Regions from separate parts of the Homo sapiens genome. Here region 1 is linked to region 2. The links are chromatin loops, found by intact Hi-C in ENCODE. Cell type or tissue: CD4-positive, alpha-beta T cell. All regions are shown on one strand. Links, peaks and the distances in the headings refer to the core of each region. The heading gives the core; the rest is flanking DNA. Region 1 holds the start of LOC124903879 (a long non-coding RNA gene). Region 2 has its middle 7.0 kb from the start of SRRM1.

What was found. Hi-C counts contacts between places; a loop is a spot of excess contacts. Peaks named below come from ENCODE experiments on the same cell type or tissue, not always from the same donor. Only the 100,000 strongest peaks of a DNase experiment are listed, where the experiment ranks them.
Region 1: a loop joins it to region 2, with 14 times the contacts of the local background. A loop is called at or near these places in 5 of 110 quality-filtered maps.

The regions. Positions count from the first base shown.
Region 1 is chr1:24,146,251-24,155,335 of GRCh38, reverse strand. It overlaps IFNLR1 (interferon lambda receptor 1), which reads left to right. Exons shown (of 7, transcript NM_170743.4): 7 at 1-1,168. It overlaps LOC124903879 (a long non-coding RNA gene), which reads right to left and starts at 3,902. Exons shown (of 3, transcript XR_007065544.1): 1 at 3,597-3,902; 2 at 144-324. RefSeq lists enhancers at 646-1,243, 1,244-1,841, 1,842-2,439. In CD4-positive, alpha-beta T cell, for the core only: CTCF peaks have their summits at 4,502 and 4,701 (motif pointing left); DNase peaks (open chromatin) are centred at 4,675 and 5,335; H3K4me3 peaks cover 393 bases; H3K27me3 peaks cover 1,148 bases.
Region 2 is chr1:24,631,763-24,640,847 of GRCh38, reverse strand. No RefSeq gene overlaps it. Among named protein-coding and RNA genes, the nearest start is that of SRRM1, 7.0 kb to the left of the region's middle. In CD4-positive, alpha-beta T cell, for the core only: a CTCF peak has its summit at 5,422 (motif pointing right); a DNase peak (open chromatin) is centred at 5,447.

The DNA.
Region 1 (9,085 bases), core at 382-8,381, 490 kb after region 2:
TCTCTGCACAGCCGGGCCAACCTCTGACCCCTTGTCCATGTCAGTAAAATATGAAGGTCACAGCCAGGATTTCTAAGGGTCAGGAGGCCTTCACCGCTGCTGGGGCACACACACACACATGCATACACACATACGACACACACCTGTGTCTCCCCAGGGGTTTTCCCTGCAGTGAGGCTTGTCCAGATGATTGAGCCCAGGAGAGGAAGAACAAACAAACTACGGAGCTGGGGAGGGCTGTGGCTTGGGGCCAGCTCCCAGGGAAATTCCCAGACCTGTACCGATGTTCTCTCTGGCACCAGCCGAGCTGCTTCGTGGAGGTAACTTCAAAAAAGTAAAAGCTATCATCAGCATCATCTTAGACTTGTATGAAATAACCACTCCGTTTCTATTCTTAAACCTTACCATTTTTGTTTTGTTTTGTTTTTTTGAGTCGGAGTTTTGTTCTTTTTGCCTAGGCTGGAGTGCAGTGGTACAATCTCGGCTCACTGCAACCTCCACCTCCCGGGTTCAAGTGATTCTCCTGCCTCAGCCTCCCAAGTAGCTGGGATTACAGGCACCCGCCACCACACCTGGCTAATTTTTTTGTATTTTTAGTAGAGACGGGGTTTCACCATGTTGGCCAGGCTGGTCTCGAACTCCTGACCTCAGGTGATCCGCCCGCCTCGGCCTCCCAAAGTGCTGGGATTACAGGCGTGAGCCACCGCGCCCAGCCAAACCTTACTATTTTTTTAAAGAATTTTTTCCAGAGTTTAATTTCTGACATAGCTTAAGTTTTCCAGTAACTCTAAACTCCATCTCCTTTATCGTCATTAAGTCATTCACAAAAAGCCAGGAGAAGCATTTGGAAAGGGCATGATAATCAGTATAATAATTTGCCTTGTGTGGTCAGCACTTAACTGTTTACAAAGCCCTTTCACGTGCACAGCAGGTGGGAACTGCGCGGTGTGGGCTGGGCCTGCGCTGGAAGCATATCCCGTGAAAAGTGTTAGTGCCTTAGGTGAAAGCAACATGTATCCCTTTAGACTACTAACGGTATATGTTGTTCTTATGTATTTGTATTTATTTCTATTTTTTCTATGTTTATGTCATATTTAAACGATATCCTACTGCTTGTTGGTATTACCCTAAACTGTTTAAATAAAGAGCTCTATTTTTAAAGAAAAAAGGTACAATTGAATGGAAAAGCGTATGCTCTTATCTTTTTTTTTTTGAGACAGGATCTCACTCTGTCATGCACGCATGCCCCACCAGGCCTGGTTAATTTTTTTGTTTTTGTAGAGATGGAATCTCCTATGTTGCCCAGGCTGGTCTCAAACTCCTGGGCTCAAGCAATCCTTCCCGCCTCGGCCTCCCAAAGTGTTGGTTGGGATTATAGGTGTGAGTGACCGTTTCTGGCCTATGCTCTTATTTTTCAAAGGCTCCTCACCTCTCCTCTGGGAAACCTAGCTGTTAAGGCTACAAGGGTCAGCCAGGCAGGGTGGCTGATACCTGTAATCCCAGCACTTTGGGAGGCCGAGGCGGGCAGATCACGAGGTCAGGAGATCGAGACCGTCCTGGCTAACATGGTGAAACCCTGTCTCTACTAAAAATACAAAAAATTAGCCGAGGGTGGTGGCGGGCGACTGTAGTCCCAGCTACTTGGGAGGCTGAAGCAGGAGAATGGCATGAACCCGGGAGGTGGAGCTTGCAGTGAGCCAAGATCACACCACTGCACTCCACCCTGGGCAACAGAGCCAGACTCAGTCTCAGAAAAAAAAAAAAAAAAGACTACAAGGGTCTTGAGTCGGGTCCCCAGAAGCAAACCCAGAGAAAAGGTAGAAAGGTAGAAAGCAGTGCAGTGATCCAGGTAACGCCAGGAGGGGAGTGTGGAGGCAAGATGGGGCGGAGGGTAGGGGAGGAGGGGAGTGTGGAGGCAAGATGGGGAGGAGGGTAGGGGAGGAGGGCAGCCAGGCAAAGTGTGTCATCAACAGGTCCCTGCTGTGGGCAGCTGGACCTCAGTGCCCCTGGAGAGCTCTGGAAGTCAATGTAGGATGCAATTCAGATTTGGTCCCACTGCCAGGGGCAGGAGCCAGGGAGTCTAGCTACTCCCTCCCATCAGTCCAGTGTGGAGGCCGTTCCCTGAGGCAGAGTTGCAGGTACTTGCAGTTGGAATCCACCAAGCTGAGTGCACAAGAAAGGGGAGTGCCATGGGGCTGAGGGCAGGGTCCCCAGCCAATATCCCTTGTTGTAGTGAGGCTGGAGCTGACAGCTCACCCAGCTGCAACTATGGTCCATGGAAGGATATGGAACAGCACCTGTGCGCCTAGCTTTGCATTGCCAAACTCATTCCAGCAGCTCTCCATTAGCAAGGGTCTCCCAGTTTCCAACAACTCTCTCAAGGCCACCTGGTGACTGTCTTAGCACTGTGCCCGCAGTTGTCACCTCTTATTGGTGCCAGGGCAGGCGCTAGACCCAAGCCTAGCTGATCTGACAAGTCCCTCTCCCTGGAATTCAGTAGTCTCCCTGGCTGGCTGGGCCTGGAGCAGGTACCTTCCAATCTGCCATGGCCACATTTCCCAGTCTGAGGAACAGTCTGCAGACAAGACAAGAAAGCAGCCACTGCCACGTGGGCTGCCGAGACAAGAAACGGCAACCCCTGCTTCTGGTCCCTTCCCCCAGGTGCAGCTGCACCCCAGCCTCGACTTCATCCCACTTTTAAAAATATTTTTTTCTAGATAGACAGAGTCTCTCTCTGTCACCCAGGCTAGAGTGCAGTGGCGTGATCTCAGCATCTCAGCTCACTGCAACCTCCACCCCCCAGGTTCAAGTGATTCTTGTGCCTCAGCCACCCAAGAAGCTGGGATTACAGCTGTGCACCATCACATTCTGCTAATTTTGGTTTGGTTTTTTGTTTTGTTTTGTTTGTTTTTTGTTGTTGTTTTGTTTTGTTTTGTTTTTTTTGAGATGGAGTCTCGCTGTGTCTCCAGGCTGTAGTGCAATGGCGTGATCTTTGCTCACTGCAACCTCCTCCTCCCGGGTTCAAGCAATTCTCCTGCCGCAGCCTCCTGAGTAGCTGGAATTACAGATGCTCGCCACCATGCCCAGCTAATTTTTGTATTTTTAGTAGAGACGGAGTTTTGCCATGTTGGTTTTTTGTTGTTTTTTTTTTCAGTAGAGACAGGGTTTCGTCATGTTGCCCAGGCTGGTCTCGAACTCCCGGCCTCAAGTGATCCACCTGCCTCGGCCTTTGAAAGTGCTAGGATTACAGGAGTGAGCCACTGTGCCCAGCTAGTTTTTGTATTTTTAGTAGAGACAGGTTTTCGCCATGTTGGCCAACCTGGTCACTCCCCTCCCAAAGTGCTGGGATTACAGACATGAGGCATCATGCCCGGCCCCTTGCAACCTACATACAAGTCCATGAAAGAAACCAGAATGTGTTACCCCCAAATATGCCTCTTTGACACGATAATTTTGAATATTTTTTAGCTAAGGTAGTTAAAAAGCAGCAAACAGAGGAAGAGCTCCCCTCTTTCCGCCGAAAGGCAGGTTATAAATTCTTTACTGGAGACAACTTTTACAAACCTTATGCCATCAGTTTACTCCCATGCACTTACCTTCTCAGAGGTCCCTCCTTTGGGAGCCTAAACCTGCTTTCCTTTGTCTTGCCACTTCTCTAAAATGTATTGTGTGTTTTTTTTTTCCTGTTCCCGTTGTGGGATATGATGAGGTTTCTCTTCAAATAATCTGATCCATCTTTTATTCTTTAATTCATAGTACCCCTTTTTCTCCTTTTTGCCTTTGTTAGATGCCCAGGCACACCACAGTACCAGGGGTTATCAGTACCAGCTCACATTCCTTTCCTTATTTGGAAAGAAGACTAACTTTCTAGCTCATGACAGACACCCCTTCCCCGCCCTCTCCAATTTCTTTTACGTGCCCACCTTATGTAAAAAAATTCAAATGTTTAGCCAACCGGGATTCGTTTAGATTGTACGACCGGACCCCGGCCAATGGGGAAAGAGTACAGGGGCAGGATTTGCGTCAGAATTAAAGGCTCTCTTGCCCTTTGTTCAGGTGTGCTCTCATGGCGACTGGCCAAGGAGGCACCCGTCTGCGCAGAAGTAAAATTACTTTGCTAAGAATCCTTTGTTCGAGTGTTCAATTTCCTTAGGATTTTGAGCGTTATTCCTGACAGCGTTTTGTCAGGATAAAATTTATTGTTCTTTGTTGAAGATGCTCTCTAAGCCAGAGTCATAAGCCACTGCACCATCACCTTTCTTTTGAGGTTTCTCCCTCGTGATGTGTGCTGCACGTATTACAGACTTGCTTGCTTTTCTCTTGGTAATCTGTCTTTTGTTACAGGGCGATCTGTCTCTACTATGAAGGAGTGAGAAATTATGTTTCCTCCCCCACCCCAGCATTTAAGCCAGGGCCTTCTATTACTTGTAACCAAATGTCCTTGCTAATTCACAAAGACAAGGAGACAGTGAATCCACCTCCCGGGTTCAAACGCTTCTCCTGCCTCAGCCTCCCGAGTAGATGGGATTACAGACACCCGCCACCATGCCCGCTTGTGGCCAGCTTCGGGTATCTGGTCCTTTCCAGGAAACAGGGAAGGACGTCCTCTCCAGGTGACCCGCCCGCCCTCCTCCTCCTCCTACTGCTGGGTCGCCGCCCTTGAGCTTCTCCGAACCTGTCTGCTGCCACCTCCTGGACGGTGGTGGTATGTCAGGGCGGCTGGGCGCGGTCTTACCCGAACCGAGCTCAGGGAACCTGGAGAGGGGAGGGCTGGGGTAATGGACGCCCTGAAAACTTCCTTTAGGAAAGGGGTTGCTTTTCCTCTTGGCACCAGCACCTGGCACAGAGTGGAAGCTTGGGATTGAGTAAGTGAATGAAAGAATAAGTGAGTGAATTGGCGTATGAATTGGAGTCAGTAAGTGGACGGCTGTGACTGACTTACATATAAGGTTGCAGGAGCTCTCGCATGCGATGATACCATCCTGATCCCAAATTCCCGTTGCCCGTCGGTGCCCGTCCTCCCTCGCCCAGCATCTGCTCTGAGGGGGCACTGGTGCTGCTCAGCGAGCATAGTGATGTTGGAGGGAGTACGCGGGAGACAGAACAGGACCTTAACACTTGGTCTGGGACTTATTATTCTGTAATTGATTGTTTCCCATGTGATTTAGGTTTTGATCAATGGCTGCCTGCGCATCTTCCCTGAGCTCATTCCTGTGTGCATAAAGTGGGGCTGAAGTAATGAGGGTTGGGGGTGTTTTTTCTAGAAAACAGACTAGAAGTTATATCTAAATGCGTGAGTCAGCTCCATGAGTCAGTTCCTCAAGAGATACTGGTTGACACCAGGACCGGTTCCAGCCCTGGGAGCCCCACCCTTGGCGTGTGACGATACATGACATGGAGGTGTGATGGCTTTATATAAGCTGAGTCTTTTTATTTCCCCCAACTGCTTATTTAAGTGGATGAAGAGGATAAGGTCACGAGGAGTGCCCTGTCCTGGTGGACAAAACCATCAGCATATGGCGAGAGGCCCCTCTCTAGGAGGGCGGTGCCTCCAGGGTGGGACATATCCCACCCCACTCTGAGTCTGTTTCTCCAGGTGCTTAGTGGACCATCTGGGAAGCCAGAGTCCAGTAGGAGCCTGGAGCCCCCACACTCCCATCTCTGAGCTCCAGGCCCTTTCATGAAAGCCCCTGCTTCTAAGTAACTCTAACCCAGCCTGGACGCCTAACCTGCAGGATGCAATGCCGTTACTTTCTCCAGCCCTGGAATCGGGCCTCAGAAATGATGGCCAACTCAAACTTCTTTTTTTTTTCCCGAGACGGAGTATTGCTCTGTCATCCAGGCTGGAGTACAGTGGTACAATCTTGGCTCTCTGCAACCTCCGCCTCCCTGTTCAAATGATTGTCCTGCCTCAGCTGCCCAAGTAGCTGGGATTACAGGTGACTGCCACCACGCCCGGCTAATTTTTGTATTTTTAGTACAGATGAGTTTTTGCCATGTTGGCCAGACTGGTCTTGAACTCCTGACCTCAGGTGATCCGCCCACCTTGGCCTCCCAAAGTGCTGGGATTACAGGCGTGAGCCACCACACCCAGACTCAAACTTCTAAGGGAATGTTATCATTGCCCTCATGCCCACCTCCCTCCATCCCCACACCTGCACACCAGCAGTCTAGGTTTTTTTTTCTTTTTTCTTTTCTTTCTTTCTTTTTTTTTTTTTTTAAGGCACAGTCTCCCTCTGTCCCCAGGCTGAAGTGCAGTGGCATGCAATCTTGGCTCACTGCAACCTCTGTCTCCCGGGTTCAAGCTATCCTCCTGCCTGAGTAGCTGGGACTACAGGTGTGCACCACCACGCCCAGTGTATTTTTAGTAGAGAAGCGGTTTCACCATGTTGGCCAGGATGGTCTTCATCTCTTGACCTCGTGATTCGCCCGCCTCTGCCTCCCAAAGTGCTGGGATTACAGGCGTGAGCCACTGCGCCCGGCCTGCAAAGGTTTTTAAGGGAACTCATTGGTCCTTGGGTTCCTCATTTTGTAACAGAGGATGCTTGCTGCGTGAGACCTCCTTCTCAGAAACGGTCCAGAGACAGCAACCCAGCAACACTGAGGAGTAGAGACTTATTTCCATTTCTAGATGAGGAAGCTGAGGACGAGAGGCTAAGGGACCCTCACACAGCAGGGAAGTGGCAGAGCTAGAATTCAGACCGGGTCTGTCTACTCAAAGCCCATGTTCCATTCACTTCCCTTGGCTCCTGTGGGGGCCTATGAAAGTGCTCCCCCATCCTGGCTGGAAATGCATGATCTTCTTAATGTTTTTATGAAGAAGCATGGCCTTATACATGCCTTATAGGCATGTAATAAGCTTCTGGAACTTCAAACTCCCAAGAGAGAGCTGAAATTATAAGTAGAGTCAGGAAATTCTACAATGACTTTATGTTTGTGTGAATGACATTGGTCATGAAGGGAATTCTGGGATGTCAGGGGAGGTTTCCAACCCCAAAGTGACATGGAAGCAGAGGCCATGCAAGCTGCAGAGGCCCTTAGGAGACTTCTAGACCAAGACTCCTTTACAGACAGAGAAACTGAGACCTCAAGAGGGGACAAGAACTATTCATAGTCACCTGAAGTCAGGTGCAAGGTTGTGACCAGACCCAGACTCCGGACCTGGGCCATGTACTCAATGTCCCTGATTGACACAGCCCAGGCCTTGGAGTCAGATGGGCTCTCAGGCTTCGTTCCTTGCTCCTGCTCTCCAGGAATGAGCAGGAACCCCTCTAGGACCTGCCCCTGCAGAGTCATCAACCACGGAGACAGCACTCCACACTCCCTGAAGACTTCCGGGAAACAGCCCACTGCCTTTTGATGTTGTGCTTCTGTTATTCCTGGGTGTTGAGAGAAGGGACAGGAGCAGATCACATTCCCGAGTAGTTCATTGTAAAATGTGCTTTTTCTATAGCTTGGGGATGTTCCCTACAGTCTTAAAGCCCTGGCCAGCTTTCTCCGGCACACTCATTCATTCAGCAAATCTTACGAAGTACCTGCTCTGTGCCAGCTCCTACTAGACACTGAGATACCCAGGAGAGCGAGCTCCAGGCCTTGTCCCTGTAGTCAGTGCCATGGGGAATGGGAAAGCACCATGCAATGCATACTAGGAGATGGGAACACAGAGCTGGTGTTCCCAACCCAACCAAGGGAGCAGCTCACACAGGGGAAGCTTCCTGGTGGAAGTGAATTTAAGCAGAGGCCTGAAGAATGAATCGGAGTGAGACAGGAAAGTGGAGGTGGAAAGGGATTCTCAGAGGCAAGACAGTGCATGGGTGCACTGGAGAAATTTGTCAGAAAACAAGTGCTTTTCCTGGAGGTCTGAGAATCAGCAAGGCGAAACTGCTGCTCTGAAGGTCAACGCTGTAAGTCGATGTTGGATACCTGCTCTACATTCAGCCATGTGGAGGGTACAGAGGAATACCAGCGGGCTCTTTGCAATCAGAATGCTTGACGAGCACCATCCAACTTTGGAGCCCAGAGAACGAGGTTATCTGGGGAACCTCTGCCACTGAAGGCAGCTTCGTTGTGAACACCTCCAGCAGCCAAGACCTTTCTACCTCTCAAGGCAGCCACACCATCATAGCGAGAGTGATTTCCTTAAATTGAAAAAATGGCCTCTCTAATATGTCTCCCCCTGACCACCCTAGTTTTCCTTTTAGAGGTAGTTATACAAAAAAGGTCTAGAGCCTTCTCCATGCAATAGCCCCTCAAATATTTGAAGACGGTGCTCATGTTTCACCTCCACTCCAACTCGAATCTCTCCTGTTCATTCTTTTGTTTGTTTGTTTGTTTGGAGGCAGAGTCTTGCTCTGTCACCCAGGCCAGAGTGCAGTGGCTCAGTCTCGGCTCACTGCAACCTCCGCCTCCCAGATTCAAGCAATTCTCCTGCCTCAGCCTCCCGAGTAACTGAGATTATAGGCATTCGCCACCATGCCCAGCCTTTTTTGTTTTGTTTTGTTTTTTTGTTTTTTTAGTAGAGACGGGGTTTTGCCATGTGGCCCAGGCTGGTCTCGAACTCCTGACCTCAGGCAATGCGCCCACCTCGGCCTCCCAAAGTTCTAGGATTACAGGCATGAGCCACCGAGCCTGGCCTGTTTGTTTTTGAGATGGAGTCTCACTCATTCTGTCGCCCAGGCTGGAGTGCAGTGGCACGATCTTGGCTCACTGCAACCTCCGCCGGGAGTCTAGGGACCCTAGACTCCCTGCTTCTCCTGCCTCATTCTTCCAGATTCTTCCTCATTCTTCCTGATTCTCCCTCATTCTTCCTGATTCTCCTGCCTCAGCCTCCCGAGAAGATGGGACTACAGGTGTGCATCATCATGCCTGGCTAATTTTTGTATTTTTAGTAGAGACAAGGTTTCACCATGTTGGCCAGGCTGGTCTCGAACTCTTGGCCTCAAGTGATCAGCCCATCTCAGCCTCCCAAAGTACTGGAATTACAGGCATGAGCCATGGCGCCTGGCCTCCTTTCCATTCTTGAACATGTAACACAGCTGAAGTATCATAGTGGACAATGCCAAAATGCAGGCCAGACCACATATTC
Region 2 (9,085 bases), core at 520-8,519:
AGTCCGGCTACTTTTTTTATCTTTAGTGGAGATGGGGTTTCACCATGTTAGCCAGGCTGGTCTGGGACTCCTGACCTCGTGATCCACCTGCCTTGGCCTCCTAAAGTGCTGGGATTATAGGCGTGAGCCACCGTGCCCGGCCTGGGCAAAGTTTTTACTTTAAAGTTTTTACTCGATGGTCACTCACTGAAGCCTAACCTGACTGCCTTGTTGGAAGTTGCTCGGATATCCTCTCTACATCCTGATGCCCGTTACTCTTTTTTTTTTTTTCATAGCTTTTATCACCTAATATGCATTTAACCTGTTTTTTTTTTTTTTTTTTTTTTTTGAGGCAAGGCCTGGCTCTGTCACCCAGGCTGGAGTGCAGTCACGTGATCTTGGCTCACTGCAGCCTCCGCCTCCTGGCTTTAAGCCATCCTCCCACCTCAACCTCTGGAGTAGCTGGGACTACAGGCCCGCACTACCATTCCCAGCTAATTTTTGTATTTTTTGTAGAGATGGGGTTTTGCCATGTTGCCCAGGCTGGTCTCGAACTCATGAGCTCAAGGGATACCTGCCTTGGCCTCCCAAAGTGCTGGGATTACAGGTGTGAGCCACTGCGCCCGGCCGTTTAACCTGTTTTTAATGTTTGTTTATTGTCTGTTCCCCACACTAGAATGTAAGTGCCCTAAAGTCAGGGCTTACTGTTTTGTTCATTCATGTGTCACTAGAAAAGTGACACATGGCATGGGTTCAATAAACATTTGTTCAGTGAATGAAGGCTTTGTCAGACGGCCAAAGACAGGGAAGTGACAGGCCTCCACAGAACAAGCCACTTGACCAGATGGGAACTATGAAATCACAACACCCCACATCTCCCTGACTATTCTCTATGGTTCTGATTAGTCATTCTGTTTTGGGCTTCCTTCACTGTCTCTGTCTGTTTGCTGTCAATCCTATAAATGTTGTTTTTTCTGGTAGTTCTGTCATTGACTACTTTTTCCCTCAACAAAGGTGCCCTCTCTGACCTCTCGGTTTTGATTACCTTTCATATTTCAAACCTGTGTATCTCAGGCACAGGCCTGCTCCAGACCTATATTTTCAACTTCCTGCTCACCTATTCACTTGGATGTCCCATAGGCACCTCACACTCAACATACCCTAAACTGAATTCATCTTCATCCACTTGCCTTCAACCTTCTGGTTTCCCATTCTCAATGAATGAGCCCACCTTTCTTTCTATCATGATTCTTCTCTCTTCCTCACACTCTACAACCAACTCTTGCCTTTTCACCTCTCTTAATAGCTTATGCCTCCCTCTCCTCATCCGTTACTTCTAAGTTGCAGCCACAATAAACTACAGATGCTTGTCTGATTATGAACAGATTTAGATTTCGAATGGCAATTTATTTGTCTATATATTGGTAAGCCTAAAATGACTAAGAGATGATTCAAATGGCACCTCTTCATCAAGCCTTTTCTGAACAACCTTCCAAAAAGGACACCCTCAATCCCCTCACTCTGTCTTACCTTTTTCTTTCTTTTCTTTTGGAGAGAGGGTCACTCTGTAACCCAAGCTGGAGTGCAGTGATGCAATCACAGCTCATTGCAGCCTCCTTAATTTCCCCAGCTCAAGCAATCTTCCTGCTTCAGCACCCTGAGTAGCTGGGACTACAGGTGTGTGCCACCACACCCAGCTAATTTTTAAATTATTTTTTAGAGACGGGGGCTTTATTGTATTGCCCAGGCTGGTCATAAACTCCTGGGCTCAAGTGAGCCTTCCACCTCAGCCTCCGAAAGTGCTGGGGTTATAGTCGTGAGCCACCATGCCTGGCCTATTTTTCTTTTCTTTCTTTCTTTTTTTTTTTTTTTTGGAGACAGGATCTCACTGCGTCACCCAGGCTGGAGTGCATTGGTGTGATCTTGGCTCATTGGTGTGATCTTGGCTCACTGCAGCCTCCACTTTCTGGGCTCAAGTGATGCTGCCACCTTAGCCTTCTGAATAGCTGGGACTACAGGCTCACACCACCACGCCTAGTTAATTTTTGTATTTTTTTCTTTTCGAGATGAAGCTTCACCGTGTTGCCCAGGCTGGTCTCAAAATCCTGAGCTCAAGCAATCTACCTGCCTCATCCTCCCAAAATGCTGGGATTACAAGCACGCACCACTATGCCCAGTCCTATTTTTTATTTATTTATTTATTTATTTTTTTTGAGACAGAGTCTTGCCATCTCCCAGGCTGGAGTGCAGTGGCCCGATCTCGGCTCACTGCAACCTCCGCCTCCCAGGTTCAAGTGATTCTCCTACCTCAGCCTCTTGAATAGCTGGGACTACAGGCATGCACCACCACGCCTGGCTAATTTTTTGTATTTTTAGTAGAGACAGGGTATCACCGTGTTAGCCAGGTTGGTCTTGATCTCCTGACCTCGTGATCTACCCGCCTCAGGCTCTCAAAAAGTGCTGGGATTACAGGCATGAGCCACCGTGCCCAGCCCCTTATTTTTTTTTAAATAACACTTAACATTTCCTGGGATTATTATCTATTTTGTTTATATGTTTACTATCTTCTTCCTTTTTTTTTTTTAAATAAAAAAGCTCTATGTGGGTGTGGATTTGCCCATCCTTGGAGCTCAATAAACATTTGTCGAAATGAGTATATGAATGAGAGTCTAAGGCTGGGCATCATGGTTCATGCCTGTAATCCCAGGACTTTGGGAGGCCAAGGCGGGAGGATTGCTCCAGGCCAAGGGTTTGAGACCAGCCTGGACAACATAGTGAGATACCCCCAACCCCACTGCCCCACCTCTATTTTTAAAAAAGAGTCTAAGACTCAATTTCCAAAAGTATTTCTATCAATGAGTGTCTGTTGGTTAAAATGTTGCAACCACTGATTCTATCAGTAAGAGTCTATACCGGAAAATCTGCTGAGGCCGATGAGCTGCCTACCTGATGATCCCTGCAGATGCAGTGGATAACTACTTGGCAGTGAAAGTTTTTGCAGACACCACCTGTTGCTCACTTTGATGCTGGGCAGATCAAAATAGGTGTTGGCTGGGCACGGTGGCTCACGCCTGTAATCCCAGCACTTTGGGAGGCTGGGGCGGGTGGATCATTTGAGGTCAGGAGTTCAAGACCAGCCTGGCCAACATGGTGAAACCCCGTCTGTACTAAAAAATACAAAAATTAGTCGGGCAGTGGTGGCACACGCCTGTAATCCCAGCTACTTGGGAGGCTGAGGCGGGAGAATCTCTAGAGCCTGGAAGTGGGAGGTTACGGTGAGCCAAGATCGCGACACTGTACTCCAGTCTGGGCGACAGATTGAGACCCTGTCTCAAAAAACAAAAACAAAAAAACAAACAACCAAAATAGGTCTTAATGCCGAGAAGCCACTCCTAGTGAACCTACCATGGCTCTTTTGCTGGGTCTGCTCTTTGAATCCTCAAACTCTGAGCCTCAGAAAGCTAATAGGCATCCAACCTTGGTGCCGATCGTCAAGGCACAGACTCAGATTTTTCCATTTCATCAACAGCTTTTCCTCATTGCTTGGTGATTGATGTTGATGGTTTAGGAGTTTCACCTGTTGCTTGTTCCCTGTGTTCTTCAGAATCCCTCCTACCGAACATTTATTCCATAGGCTGGGGCAGGTTTTATACTTTTCTTATTTTTGTTATCATCTTCACTTTTGTTTCCATCGTTTGCCTCTTCCTTCCACTTCTGCTTTTGTGTTTCCTGGATACAACAGGATTAACAGTCTTCCTAAAGTACTTCAAAAATGTGTAAAAAATGTATAAGCTTAAATTTACCAAGGAAGCTGTGGAATCCAACCAATAGCTCAGATGAAAATGACTGAAGAATAGAAACAGATGCATTTGCTCCAGGAGATATTTTTGAGCACATTAGTGAGTATATTATCTATTGCCGCATAACAAATTACTCCCCACATTTAGCAACTTAGAACAATAAACATTTGTTATCTCTCATTGTTGCTATGCATCAGGAATCTGGGGAGGCTAAGTTGGGTGATACTGGCTCAGGGTTTCTCAAGAGTATATAGTCAAGGTTACAGTCAACTGGGGCTGGAAAATATATTTCCAAGAAGACTCACTTATATAGCTATTGGCTAGAGGCCTCAGTTCCATCCCACAATGATAGGGCATCTTTGGTTTCCATGACATGGCAGCAAATGATCCAAAAGAGAGCAAGACAGAAGCCACAATGTCTTTTGTACCATAACCTCAGAAGTCATGCACAATAGTTTTCATAATATCCTATTGGTTACACAGGTTACCCCCATTAAGTGTTGGAAGGGACTACAGAAGGACATCAATATTATGTCCTTCTGTAGCAGGGGGAGGGTCATCGGGGGTCATCTTGGAGGCTGGCTACCACAGTAAGTGTGTAAGTTGAAACTATTTCAGTGTAGCAGCTTGTATACTTCCAGATCTAGAATGGATGTATTCTTTCTCTCTTTCTCCCCTCAGATCTTTGCACATATTCTGTTCCCTTGGTCTGAAACCACTGTTCCTTCCCAGCCCTTCCTTTGCCCTCCCCACTTTGCCTTTCTACCCTTTAACCCTTTAACTGGCCAGCTCTGATTCTTCCTTTAGGATTTAGTTTAGATATGACCTCTTCCAGGAAGCATTTCTGCTTAGTAGGGCTCAGTATTTATCATCTGATTATCTTTTAGGGAGTTGCTGAGCCTCCCAAAAACCCTGGGTCTAGACCTTCCAAAACAGGATTCAATTTTTCACATATGGTCTCATAGCATATTTTCCACTATATTCTAATCATACACACACACACACACACACACACACACACACACACACACACACACACACATATCTCTACTCTCTTCCCTATGTAAGAGGAACTGTTTGGAGACAAGGACTTTGTCTCTCTCATCTCTTTTTTCTCAGTACCCAAACCAGAATTTGGCAAATAATATGTTCTAAGTAGACGTGCAACAAAAATGCATCTTGGCCAAAATACAGAATGGTTGAGTGTTTAAAATAGTATTTTGCCAAAGCTGAAGATTTACATCGTACAATAAACTTTTGAGATAAAAGAGTAAACTTTTGTTTTTTTGAGATGATGTTTCATTCTTGTTGCCCAGGCTGGAGTGCAATATCGATGCTTTATGATTTCTGAATTTCTCTTGGTCTTCTGTATATTTATTCCATGGTCAATAATTGCATGACACTTTTATTTGTTGCTTCTCCATTCTATAAATAATCAGATTCACTGAGGTTAACTATATGAAGGCCAGAAGTCTCTTGGCAAGAGAAATAAAAGCTTAGTTGAATTTATCATTAATATATAAAGCTGCCAAACTATAAGATTTCTAGTTGGGTTTGCATATACAGATATCAAATAGATGAGACATGGAAGTAGCAATCTGAGATTTCCTGAATCTCACAGTTTTCTAGTCTGATAACAAGAGTCACTAGATGGCGTTCTACTCTCTCAGTATAATGTGCCTCTAATCGGGCAGGACTTGTTCCAAGACTAACTCAACTATCACAAGAGCATGTAGTTTGATTGGTTGTTTTTTACTGAGCCCTTCCTATATGCTTAGCATGGTGTTCTTAGATAGTAAGGGGCACAAAGGAAGTGTAAGTTAGTCCTTGGAGAGTTCATAATATTACCAGAAGAATAACAGCAACAGGCATCAGAGAAAAACGTAACATCTTTGCTTGTCATCCCATGGAAAGACCTCCACAGATGTTATATTCAAGTATTATGTTTGCTTTTTTTTTTTTTTTTTGGAGACAGAGTCTCGCTCTGTCACACAGGCTGGAGTGCAGTGGTGCGATATCAGCTCACTGCAACCTCCGCCTCCCGGGTTCAAGCAATTCTCCTGCCACAGCCTCCCGAGCAAAGCTGGGATTACAGGCATGCGGCATTATGCCAGGCTAATTTTTGTATTTTTATTAGAGATGGGGTTTCACCATGTTGGCCAGGCTGGTCTTGAACTCCTGACCTCAAGTGATATTCCCGTCTTGGCCTCCCAAAGTGCTGGGATTACAGACGTAAGCCACCGTGCCTGGCTGCATTTTTTTTCTTTTCTTTTTTTTTTTTAGATGGAGTCTCACTCTGTTGCCCAGGCTGGAGTGCAGTGGCATGATCTCGGCTCACTGCAACCTCCGGCTCCCGGGTTCAAGCAATTCTCTGACTTCAGCCTCCTAAGTAGTTGGGATTACAGGCATGTGCCAACACACTTGGCTAATTTTTGTATTTTTAGTAGAGATGGAGTTTTACCATGTTTGCTAGGCTGATCTCGAACTTTTGACCTTAAGTGATCCGCCCGCCTCAGCCTCCCAAACTGCCGAGATTACAGACGTGAGCCACTGTGCCCGGCCATGTTTGCATATATATATATTTTAGGTGGAGTCTTGCTCTGTCGCCAGGCTGGAGTGCAGTGGCACGATCTCGGCTCACTGCAACCTCTGCCTCCCAGGTTCAAGCAATTCTCCTGCCTCAGCCTCCCAAGTAGCTGGGACTACAGGCACACCACCACGGCTGGCTAATTTTTGTTATTTTTAGTAGAGACGGGGTTTCACCATGTTGGCCAGGATAGTCTCATCTCTCGACCTCGTGATCTGCCCATCTCGGCCTCCCAAAGTGCTGGGATTACAGGTGTGAGCAACCGCGCCCAGCCCATGTTTGCATATTTTTAAAACAAGAGCTGGAAGAATAAGAGCAGCACCCATCAGATGGGAAATGAAGAACCATGGTTGGAATTCCCTGTACCTGTCTATGTTCTCTCTGTATTTAGATGGCAGTACTTTTCTTTTATATGGGATTTCATAATAATAATTACCATTTTGGGGGGGTCATATTATGTCAGGCTTTGTGTTAATGCTTTAAACACTTTAGCTAATTCAGTCTTCACAATAATATCTAGCAGATTGTTACAGGCTGAATTGTCTCCCCCTCCCAACCCCTGGCCGAATTGTCTCCCCCTCTCAACCCCTGCCCTGTCCCTTCACCATCTCCAAATTCATATTGAGGTCCTAACCTCCAGTACCTTGGAATGTGACTGTATTTGGAGATAGCGTCCTTAAAAAGGTAATTAAGTTAGAATGAGACCATTAGGTGGGTCCTTATCCAATATAATTGGAGTCCTTATAAGAAGGGGAAATTGGCTGGGCACAGTGACTCATGCCTGTAATCCCAGCACTTTGGGAGGCCGAGGTGAGCGGATCACTTGAGGTCAGGGGTTCGAGACCAGCCTGGCCAACATGGTGAAACCCCATCTCTACTAAAAACACAAAAATCAGCTGGGCGTAGTGGCAGGTGCCTGTCGTCCCCGCTACTTGGGAGGCTGCGGCAGGAGAATTGTTGAACCTAGGAGGCGGAGGTTGCAGTGAGCCAAGATCGTGCCACTGCACTCCAGCCTGGGTGACAGAGCAAGACCTATCTCAAAAATAAATAAATAAATAAAGAAGAAGAGGAAATTAAGATACAGACGCACACACAGAGGGAAGACCAAATTAAGACATAAGGAGCAGACGGCCACCTATAAGCCAAGGAGAGATGCTTCAGAAGAAAACAACCCTGCTGACACTTGATCTTGGACTTCCAGCCTCCAGAACAGTGATAAAATACACTTCTGTTGCTTAAGCCACCCAGTGTGTGATACTTTGTTATGGCAGCCCTAGCAAGCTAATACATCGGTATTATTCCTGTTTTACAGATGAGTACAGTAAGGCGTGAGAAAAAGTGAGTTGTGTAAAATCACACAGGCAACATACAACAGAACTTACTTTCAGGGTTTGGTCCATCTGCTTAGGGTTAAGACCACATTACCAGTTGCTTGACATTCATGTAGGTGTTAAAGCAAATGGCTGGAGGAGGGAATATAGACAGATCTTATCTTTCTGGTGAATGAGCAAACAAGCCTTTCTTCATCTGGCCAGTGACTGCCTCCCAGCTGGTTCCCAAATCCACAAGGTGAGAGGAAGGGAAAGCCAGTGAGGCCTGTGCCAATTTTCTTCACCTTCAGGCCCAGCAACACTTGGACAGCAGGGGTCATAGTGGTCAGTGATTAAAAATCATCCTTGACTTCATTTAAAAATAATCAATAGCTCTTGTTGCTCTAAGTGGCCTTTCTTTTTTCTCTTTACCTCCCACACCCAAATTCCCTAGCTAGGCAGGGTCCTTAACACATTGTCTTGTAAATGTAGGGCTGGCTAGAGACCATTCAGCATATATGATAAACAAGACTTCTCTTTTGACCCTGGAGAATTGTAGTCCAGTTACCCATGGGCAATAGATAAAGACCCTTAGGCTGGATAGGTATGAAGATGAAGTCTATGAGTCCATGAATTATTGAAGTCCAAGTTCCAGCCCATGAGGGTTGCTTACATTGCAGGGAGGGTCATCACCCCTTATCAAGTGGACAAATTGCGGCTATTTGCTTATATGTCAAACCTACAACCAGATAAGGGGGGGTGGTAGAACCAGGATGTGCAGCAATCATATCTAGAATCAACATATTCACTAATATGCATATAGCCAATATGCATATAGCAAGGATGTGAACAACACCACCCCTATGGAAACTATTCACAGAAAGGAAGCTCCCAACTACAGAAAAGAAGAAGGCTAAGCTTTCTTTTTTTTTTTTTTTTTTTTTTTTTTTTGAGACGGAGTCTCGCTCTGTCGCCCAGGCGGGACTGCGGACTGCAGTGGCGCAATCTCGGCTCACTGCAAGCTCCGCTTCCCGGGTTCACGCCATTCTCCTGCCTCAGCCTCCCGAGTAGCTGGGACTACAGGCGCCCGCCACCGCGCCCGGCTAATTTTTTTTGTATTTTTAGTAGAGACGGGGTTTCACCTTGTTAGCCAGGATGGTCTCGATCTCCTGACCTCATGATCCACCCGCCTCGGCCTCCCAAAGTGCTGGGATTACAGGCGTGAGCCACCGCGCCCGGCCAGAAGGCTAAGCTTTCATAGCTCCATAACACTGGCTTCCACAACAGGAATGCCTGTTATTCTTCCATTCTGCTAAGTCTCAGGCAGCAGCTGGAAAGAGAGTGAGGAGCTTCTATATGTACAAGGTAACTAATGGACCATCGTAGACACTCACCTAGAGATTAAGATA